Linked DNA regions of Homo sapiens: region 2 is linked to region 1. The links are chromatin contacts, found by Hi-C in ENCODE. All regions are on one chromosome and are shown on one strand. Each heading gives the region's core, a stretch centred on a gene start or an enhancer-like site at or near the end of the contact. The rest is flanking DNA. Distances are from core to core; before and after follow the strand shown. Region 1 has its middle 27 kb from the start of PBDC1. Region 2 overlaps SLC16A2 (solute carrier family 16 member 2).

The links. A loop is a pair of places that touch in the nucleus more often than their neighbours do. Pooled maps may share reads with other maps.
Region 2: a loop to region 1 is called in a map with no recorded cell type, with 8 times the contacts of the local background. The contact joins two enhancer-like sites. A Hi-C loop is called at or near these places in 2 of 37 single-sample maps with no recorded cell type and 9 of 50 pooled maps.

What each region holds. Positions count from the first base shown.
Region 1 is chrX:76,143,384-76,147,963 of GRCh38, forward strand. No RefSeq gene overlaps it. Among named protein-coding and RNA genes, the nearest start is that of PBDC1, 27 kb to the right of the region's middle. RefSeq lists an enhancer at 1,921-2,740. Within about 2 kb of position 2,691, at least 16 of the 41 ENCODE cell types and tissues checked have a DNase peak (open chromatin) inside an H3K27ac peak, as active enhancers do.
Region 2 is chrX:74,533,702-74,538,281 of GRCh38, forward strand. SLC16A2 (solute carrier family 16 member 2) reads left to right here. Exons shown (of 6, transcript NM_006517.5): 6 at 1-215. Among named protein-coding and RNA genes, the nearest start is that of RLIM, 79 kb to the right of the region's middle. Within about 2 kb of position 2,675, at least 36 of the 41 ENCODE cell types and tissues checked have a DNase peak (open chromatin) inside an H3K27ac peak, as active enhancers do.

The DNA of each region.
Region 1 (4,580 bases), core at 1,441-3,940:
CAGAGAGATAGAGCTCACACAATTAGGTAATTGGGCCCAAATCTGAAAGTGAGAAACAGGCCAGAAAGGACACTCAGAGGATGAAAAGGGAAACCAGTAAGCCCCACTGTTTTATACACCGTTGTCATCATGGTTTTAACTTCATGCTGAGACATAGAATTCCTTAAACTATCACAGCCCTGGTCACTTGTGCCAATTCTACAAGGCCTCCAAAACCGCATAGGAGATACTGCACCGTGGGCCCATTCCAAACACTTATTCAGAATTAAAATTCCACTGGCTTTCCATTGATAGCACTAGAGGTCTGTCTGTGACACGCTGCTCCATTACAGCAAAGCAAAGCCCCATAATGACCTAATCCAGAAGGATAAGATCCCAGGACCCATAGAACAAGGAGGCCAGAGGGAAGGCAGGCCACAAAGAAGAAGGAAACCAGACTTCCCCATCCCTCTGGGCTCCTGGGGGGGTCAGTGGAAAAAGGCCTTTAACCTAAGTGCTCAAGGCCCTAACCTAACAGCTTTTGTTTTTCACGCTGGAGCGCTGGCACTTCCTGACCCCGCTTAGTCCTTCTATTAGAATTTTGTACTCTGATGCTAGTTTTCAGAGTATAGGAGCAACTGCAGGGAATGAAGCAGCAGACCTATCAATATTTTGTGGTGATCTAAGTCTCTGTTAATAAGCCTGAGACAAGGCAAAACCAGGAAGAAGCCTTGACCCTTATCAAGGTCATCAAAGCCATACAGGACCCTTCCTAATGTCTTCAACTGTCATTTTTGAAAGAAGCCGAGTCTGACCACCAAGTATAAATGGGTATAACATCCACCGCATTTCTTTGTCATATTGTTACAGGAAAGGGGTCTTGATCCAGACCCCAAGAGAGGGTTCTTGGATCTCGCGCAAGAAATAATTCAGGGCGAGTTCACAGTGCAAAGCAAAAGCAAGTTTATTGAGAAAGCACAGTGGTGAAAGGGCAGCTACTCCATAGACAGAGTAGGACGTTCCCAAAAGTAAGAGGAGGAATGCGTCCACCCTAGGTACAATGCTTGTTATATGAGGAGATGTGCTCTGCTACAAGGGTTTGTGATAGAGGATTAATTTTCTTAATTACTATGTTTTGCAAGAATCAGTGTTGTTATCTTTAAGGCAAAATTAGGAATGCCTTTCTTCTCCAGATATCGGAATATCTGGACACTCCCAAGTCTGGGTCTGTTTAGTAAACGTTATTAATTTGTTCCCTTAACCGTAAACATCTAGAGGCTGGGAATACCTAACTTTCTGGGAATGCAGCCCAGCAAGCCTCAGCTTCATTTTCCTAGCCCTCACTCGGAATGGAGTCGCTCTGGTTCAAACGCCTCTGACAATATCACCCCGTTTTATTTTCTATCACTTACCACTATCTGAAATTAAGTAGATAATTTGTTTACTCTCTGTCCCCACCCACTAGAATGAGAACGCGGCCCTTGCATCCTTACGTGTGTCTGGCATATAAGGGGTGCTCAATGATTATTTGTTTCATGGATGAACAGATTTATGGATGGCTGGGTGGATGACGATCTTAGAAGGGGTTCCAGGGCTAGCTGGCTTTCTGTTTCTCCCACTCAAGCACCCAAGCCCTGACCCACAAAGTAAAGGAACAGGCGAAACTTCTCGCCAAATAGCTTCAAGGCAGAAACTACGCAGCTGGCTTGGGAATTCCGTACAACGCGAACGCGCATGCACAGGCAGGACTGAGCGTGTCCATCTTCGCATTACTCCCGGAGATGACTCTCGGAAACGGTCCGAGGACTAACGTCTTTCTCTTCCTCGCCCTCATTCCTCCCAGTAACGTCCGCTACAAAAGAAACCGTGCACAAAATAAACTCGGGCGGCGGGTAGAAAGGAGACAGCCGAATTCCCTACACCCATGATCAACACGCCCACACCTCCCATCAGGCACGGCGCTCCCGCCTCCCCGAAGAGGCGGTGGAACGTGGTGGTGGGGGGGGTGCTGGGGGAGGGCTGGCGGGGGGAGGGCCGGGGGAAGGAGCGGGGCGGGAACGTCCTTCTGCTACTGCTATGGCTTCCGGGGCAGCACTTCGGCAGACCGCCCGCCTCCCAGTTGCAAATCGACTTCCGGGGCACCCCCACCGGCTGCCCGGTGGGTTCTCTGCTCGAACTTCTGGCGCTTTTCCCTTCCCGTTTATCTTGTTCAGGTCCCTCAGTGGACTGCTCCAGATCTAAAGAGCAGAAATTGGGCCGCAAAGAGAACGTCCTCCCAGACTTTCTCCGTCGCGGTGAAATTATGCCCGTTTGGTGGCAGTATGTATTCACAGATGCGTGCAGCTCTGCTCTTACCCCGCCCTTCGCGTTTAGAAAAAAAGCGCCGTTCCTCAGAGTCAAAACAAAGTTTCTTTCCGCTGTAGAGGCACAGCTTTTAGGGTGGCCTACTAACTCCCGCTTTTTCTTTTCTGAAATCTCTGTGCCAATCTGATGGACAGAAGAGCGACAAAAAATATTTTTAACGTGAGATTCTTTGTTGACTAGCCTGCTTGTAAACTTTCTGACATATGCCTTTTTTTTTTTTTTTTTTTCCATAGGGCTGTGAACCCCTGATATCTGAGAGGTGTCTCAGTCAATTTAGAAAGTTTATTTTGCCAACGTTAAGGACGCGCCCATGACAGCCTGAGGAGGTCCTGACGACACGTGCCCAAGGTGGTCAGGGCACAGCCTGCTTCCATACATTTTAGGGAGACATGAAACATCAATATGTAAGATGTATACTGGTTCGGTCTCTAAAGGTGGGACAACTTGAATTGGTGAGGTGACTAGGAAGGTCATAGGTAGATAAAGACACACTGGTTGCATTCGAGTTTCTGATTAGCTTTCCATATTTTTTAAATTGAAAAATACCCAGTTAATGTCATAACTTATCTTACTATAACTTCAGAATCTAAATTATAACAAGTTTTGTCTAAAAGCATTTATCTCATTACATTTACCTACTTTTTCTAATAGTTTACCTAGATTATTTATGAAACTGCGATAGTCATTTTATTTCCTTTTCAACCATTTTATAGCCTGTGAATTTCAGGTGTTTACCTAAGTAAAAGCCTTAAGATTAAATATATGGTTATTTTACTGAATAATTGGATATTTAGCGATTTTCATTAATCCAATATTAATTTTTTTATCAAAAATTATACAAGCAAAAATTCTGTTTTTGCCGGATTTATAGTTTTGTAACCCGCATGCCAAATTTTTTTTTTAATTATTAAAGGTTCAGGGTACATGTGCACAATGTGCAGGTTAGTTACATATGTGTATACATGTGCCATGCTGGTGTGCTGCACCCATTAACTCGTCATTTAGCATTAGGTATATCTCCTAATGCTGTCCCTCCCCCCTCCCCCCTTCCCCCACCCCACAACAGTCCCCAGAGTGTGATGTTCCCCTTCCTGTGTCCATGTGTTCTCATTGTTCAATTCCCATCTATGAGTGAGAACATGCGGTGTTTGGTTTTTTGTCCTTGCGATAGTTTACTGAGAATGATGATTTCCAATTTCATCCATGTCCCTACAAAGGACATGAACTCATCATTTTTTATGGTTGCATGGTATTCCATGGTGTATATGTGCCACATTTTGATAAGTATGAAATTGCTTGATTAATAAATGCAAAAATGTATGCTGGCAATTTTTAAGAAATTTCTGTTATTAGTTTACCAATAATTTTTAAGCAAGCATATGACAGATTTTACTTAAGTCATATAAAGATGAAAAGCATTTGGGCTAATTAATTTATGAGTACTTGTTAAGCCAGTGTGGTACCTTGTGGCCCAAAACACAACAAAATACGTGTACATACATATAAACACACACATACACACTTACACAGCTGTTCCCGGTCCAAACTGAGGGTCAGCCTACTTATTCCTGCTACCCGGTAATGAGATGCAGATGAACTGGGAAAGAAGAGAGTTTATATAAGCTCAGAAAACTTTGTAATTTTTACTTGGTCTGCCAATATTTTCGAGGCCTTCTCCCTGTGGAGAGACTGTCGTCAGACCAACTCAAAATTACAAAGTTTTCCAAAGCTTATATACCTTTTAAGCTATATGTTTACATATAACTTTGCATTCATCTAAAGACATAAGTTATTAACTTCTTTTAATCTACAACTAAGTTCTCAGTTTTGAAGACCTTCCTCTGGAGCCTCAGTAAATTTACTTAATCTAGATGGGTCCAGGTGCTTGGGGTGATTACCCTTATCTTGTCTGCTGTAAATCCATAGAGGTTTTAGAAGTTCCTTTAGACCACCAGTAAAACTTGTTTGTGGAGGTCTGGGGAGTTTCTTCAGACCTCCAATAAAAACTTGTTTAATCCCAAAGGGGTCCTGTTAAGAATTCCTTTATCTTGTCATGCTTCAAGGCCCAGGAGGACATAGGCAAAATTCTTGGTGGGCTTTTGTTAAATCCCAGCCTTTGTATAAGGGCACTGGCTCTTTCAGCTTTTAATATTTAACCAGTCAGTGCTGAAACAGTTGTTAAGGAGGCCTCCCTGTTCAGCTGTGAGACCTGCCCTGCCACACAACCAAAAATCCTA
Region 2 (4,580 bases), core at 1,425-3,924, 1.6 Mb before region 1:
TACTTCTTCCACACATGTGGTTGTGCACATGTGAGCTTGTGTGCTTTTGGAGAGAATGTTGATTGGCAAAAGCAGCACAGTATTAATATTTAGAGTAGGATGCAGCCTCTTATGCACCACAGTTAAATCTAGAACGAACAAAATTTCAGAGCTCAAGACATGGGACATTTAAATCCTCAAGGAGTTTGGAACAAAATAAACAGATCTAAAAATTTGGTTTGGGTATGTATGTTGCCTACAAGGAAGAAATAGTCTTAACCTGATTAATAGCAGAAAGTTTGACTTCAGAGCTGAAGTCTCCTTTCAAATCAAATTTCTGCCAGGTTCTATGCTCTCTGTGAGAGCAGACATTAGAAAAAGAGCTATATAGGGGTTTGGAGTTGGTTGACTATTTGAGATTGGATTTTTAAACAAGCTCTGAAGTGGAAAAGTGGTTACTTCACAAAATGAGAATGTGGTTACTTGCTGAGTTGGAATGGAGGCCCCACCAAGGCCACAGCCTTGCTACAAATGTGCCATATTGAAAACTGGCATTAATAATAATCCAATTCAGCTCTCCTTCCCTCTCCCTTATGTTATTGATGGGGAACCTAAAGGGACTTATATGGCTGGCTGACACAGCCTGGCAGTGACAGAGCCTGGAATTAAGGATGATGCAGGAGACAGACCTATAAGAATGACAAAGCTGAGAGTAACCTTAGAGTCTCCCTTGTCCATCCTGTGCATTGAATTTAAGTGGAGAGACTGAGGCCTAGAGGTAGGAAGAGACTGCAGTAGGTTCACACAGTTCATCAGTGACAGAGCAAGATGAGACTTGAACTCATGTCATTGACTTCCAGTACAGTTTACACCCCTGGTTTTACAGATGAAGAAACTGGCCCTAGGAGGGATAAATGACTTGCCCACTTCATTCAACAACTGTGTACCAAACCCATTTCCATAAGTGTGTCAGCAGGACCAGCTCTGAGCAAAAATGAAAGTTTAGCAAAGTTTAACTTTTAGCATACCCCATGTCTTCATGATTACTCTCACCCGCAACTGACACATACTTTTGGTATTCTGTCTCCCAGTCACTCCAGACCATGCAATCTTGGCTTGGAGACCTGGTTTCACCTACTGTCCCTCCACCCCCAGCAACTCAAGAGGTACAAAAAAAATCCATCTCCAAATGGCCACATACTGGGCAGGGCAGGGGCAAAGAGAAGTGACTGGTTTCCGGTTGGAAGAAGGTGGTTTACCACCCAGCTCTTGGCTATTGTTTCTCCTCAGACTCAGTGTAGACACCCTCAGGCTGGCTTCCTCATCTCCTCCCACTGAGGCTAATTACTCTGTCCCATTGCAGGGCCCCAGGCTCTCCCACCTAAGGTCTGCCCCGCTCCCCTAGCCCCTTCCCCAGCAGCCCCAAGGGTCCAGTCTGTGTTTGATCACCCAGGATTATTAGATTTCAAAGCTGTGGAATCCCATAATTTTTACGAGCATATGCTCTCCTCTAGGGTCTTTTCACGTCTGAAAAGGCGGCCAGCAGCTCCCTGCCACTTCTCCACAGTAGCAGTGCAGGCCAGCTGACAAGGATTACAAATCCCTAGTGTCTCATAGCTGGCGCCTAGATAGTGTGGGTGACGGGTAGAATAAGAGCCCTTGAAGCAAGTTCAGAAATTCTAATAAGCTGAAATGCAGCAGAGACTGCAGAGGCACAAGGAAAGGGATTAGATACCCAAATCCTGCAGGGGTTCAGGAGGCTATGCTTCAAAGCCCCTTTGATTCCTGCCTTTCAGCTCTCTCTAGCGGTCACCAAGCGCAAAGTTCTATGCCTGGTTTTCAAGTCATTTAAGCAGTCTTTTCTAGAGACCTGCTGCGTGTCAGACACTCTGCTAGAATCCGGGAACTTCAGGAATGAAAGGAACATAAGTAGAAAAAAACCAGAAGAACACAAAGAGTTTGTACTACCTAACTTCCAAGATACCCTTTTCTTCTCTGGGCGCCAGTACCCAGAGAGTACCGACCTTAGCGCCAAAATTCGGTCCTCTCTGAGGCAGATCAGGAGCCACCACGCCCCCAGTGAAATGGAGGCGGCAGGAATCCCACCCCCAACCCCTCTTCCTCTCCCCACGACTATCCTCCCGGGGGCGAGAGTCGCCCGGAAGAACTACCCGCGCCTCGGCATTGGTTTCCTGCTGAGCCCCAGCCGGATAAAATTAGTCGATTGCTCACACTAACAAGTGTCAGAGTCCGCGTCCAGCTGAGTGGGTGGGGAGAGCAGTACTGGGCCGGGCCGCATTCCCGCCCGGGCCTGTCAGAGCAGCGGACAGACAGCACCTGTCGTGGGCCTCCTCGTTCCCTCACTCCTGCCAGAGCCTGTGGCCCCCCCGCGGAGACCGGGGACTACACTTGGGAGCATCTTTCCCCAACTCTCGTCACCGCAGAGACCGCGCCGAGCCCACCTGCCAAATGTTAATACACTGGAATGCCAGGGGAGGGGAAAAGAAGGTTGCACTTCTACTCTCCTTTCCCACCACACACCCACCCTTCACTGACCTCGCCACGACTGGGCCCTGGCATCCGGGCCTGGGGGTGCTAATCGACACTATTTCCCGCCAGGTCCCCATGCCCACTCCACACTCTGGGACTGCCTGGGGGTGGATTTGGCCCTGGCGGTCGCTCCTGGTCCTGCCGCTGGCCTCCGGCCACCTTGGGCGGGGACGCGGAGAGTGGGGTTGGCTCCTCCCCCGCCGCGGGTCTCCATCCATTTCCCCATTTGGGAGGGGTAATAACCCGGGAGCCGCGCCACGGAAATGCATCTTCCCCTGCTATTCAGACGGGAATCCGCCCACCCATGACAACCGCCCTTCCCGCCTAGGGAAAGGGGGCGGGAAGACCTAGCCTCGGGCCCTGCCAACTGCCAGCAAGCCAGACGGATAGACAGCAGCTGCTGCGTGTCCGAGCTCAGCTCCTCCTCGATCCCCCGCCCTCTACCTCCCTGCTCGCTCCACCGACACCAGGGGCCGTAGCGGCGACGGCGCCCCACCCCCAGCGCTCGGTCCGGAGCCCTCGAGGTGATCCGGGCTGGGCCTGTCGAGGATCTTTTACAATCGGCGGCCCCCTATTCTCTCCCGACCGGCCTCGTCCCTAGCGTCCCAAGAGCGGGATCAGGCGGCTGCTAGCGAAAGACCTACAGGAGCCCAGACTCGAGGCCCGCCAGGATGCGGAGACTGAGGGCGGGTTCGGCCGCCAGGAAGCGCTCCCGCCCGGGGCAGCAATCCTCCTCCGCCCTCCTCTGCAACCTCCAACCCGGGAGGGCCCTACGGGGCCTCCTCCTCCACACAGTGGGTCAGCCCAGTGGGGCTGCTTTCTGCCAAAGACTTGGCCCACCCTTCAAGCGCCCCTTCCCCCAGTCTCCATAAAAACTCTTTCAGAACTCCGGGGAATCAACCATGCTGGTGGGAGCTCCCAGCTCAGGCCTACTCCCCCATCTCACAGTTCCCGATCACACAGGGGAGCACGCGGGATTTCCTAGGCTTGAGAACCCTCCTCCAAGCCTGGACGGAGCCTCAAGAGTGGTGAGAAGGACCAGATTGACTCGAAGAGCCGCCCTCCTCAGTTTGCTCCTCTCCTACACTCCTCTACCCTAGTCTCCACCGACCTGCTTCCTTCTGCGCTTGCCTAGTGGGGGGTGAAGGAGAGGACAACTACCTTCACTTCTCCCCCCAACTTTCACATACACCCTCCGTCCCTTAAGGTGGAGTCTCCTGGGAGGCGGGCAGCCTCGCAGATCCTTCTGCCTTAAGGCCTTGCAAAGGCAGAGTTTCCTCCTGTCAGTCTGGGGTCTTCCAGCTCCCTGCCGCATTTGCCACCTCCTCCCACACTCCTTTCATCCTTCCCCGCAGCATATCTGGACATAGACCACCCCTCGACCCCGCAAAAAACAAAACAAAACAAAACAAAACAAAGCCTTGAGAAATCTCCAAACACCTGTGCGTGGACGAATTACAGTTCACAGTTGCTCCTATATCCCTCATCACAATTGGCCCTCCCCCCAACCGTGGGAGGCAACTGCTCTTAAGCCGGGTTATAGTTGGGGGAATTGAGGACCGGGGGGAACTGAATGTGGGTTTTGAACGCTTCTGCAAGGCCCTTTCCACCCCACTTCACAGAAAGTAGGGAAGTGAGCAAATCTCTCATTTTCCCTGACTTCAGAAAGCCTGCTTGCTGCTCCTGGAGTCAGCACCTGCTCCTCCCTTGTCCACTCTATCCCCCAATGAAGGCACTATTTGGGAGTGGCACTACAGCCCCAAGATGGAGGCATGGAGGGCAGCAGAAGCCGAGCCACAGTCCTTGTGCACCCCCTGGACTTCCCCAAGGAGGGCATGTGGAAGAGAAAGTCTGCCTTTCTCTGGGAGTATGGGTCATTGTCTTCTAGGTTCCTCTCCCCCTTAACATGGAGGAAAAACTCCAAAATAAGCTTGCGTGTGCTCCACTCCCTCAGTCCTTCTCTCATGATTCAATAAAATTATCATCACTGAGGGCTAATTTCCAGGGCTTTGCTTGATGCCCACAGGCCACAAAAGGAAGAATTCTTTGGG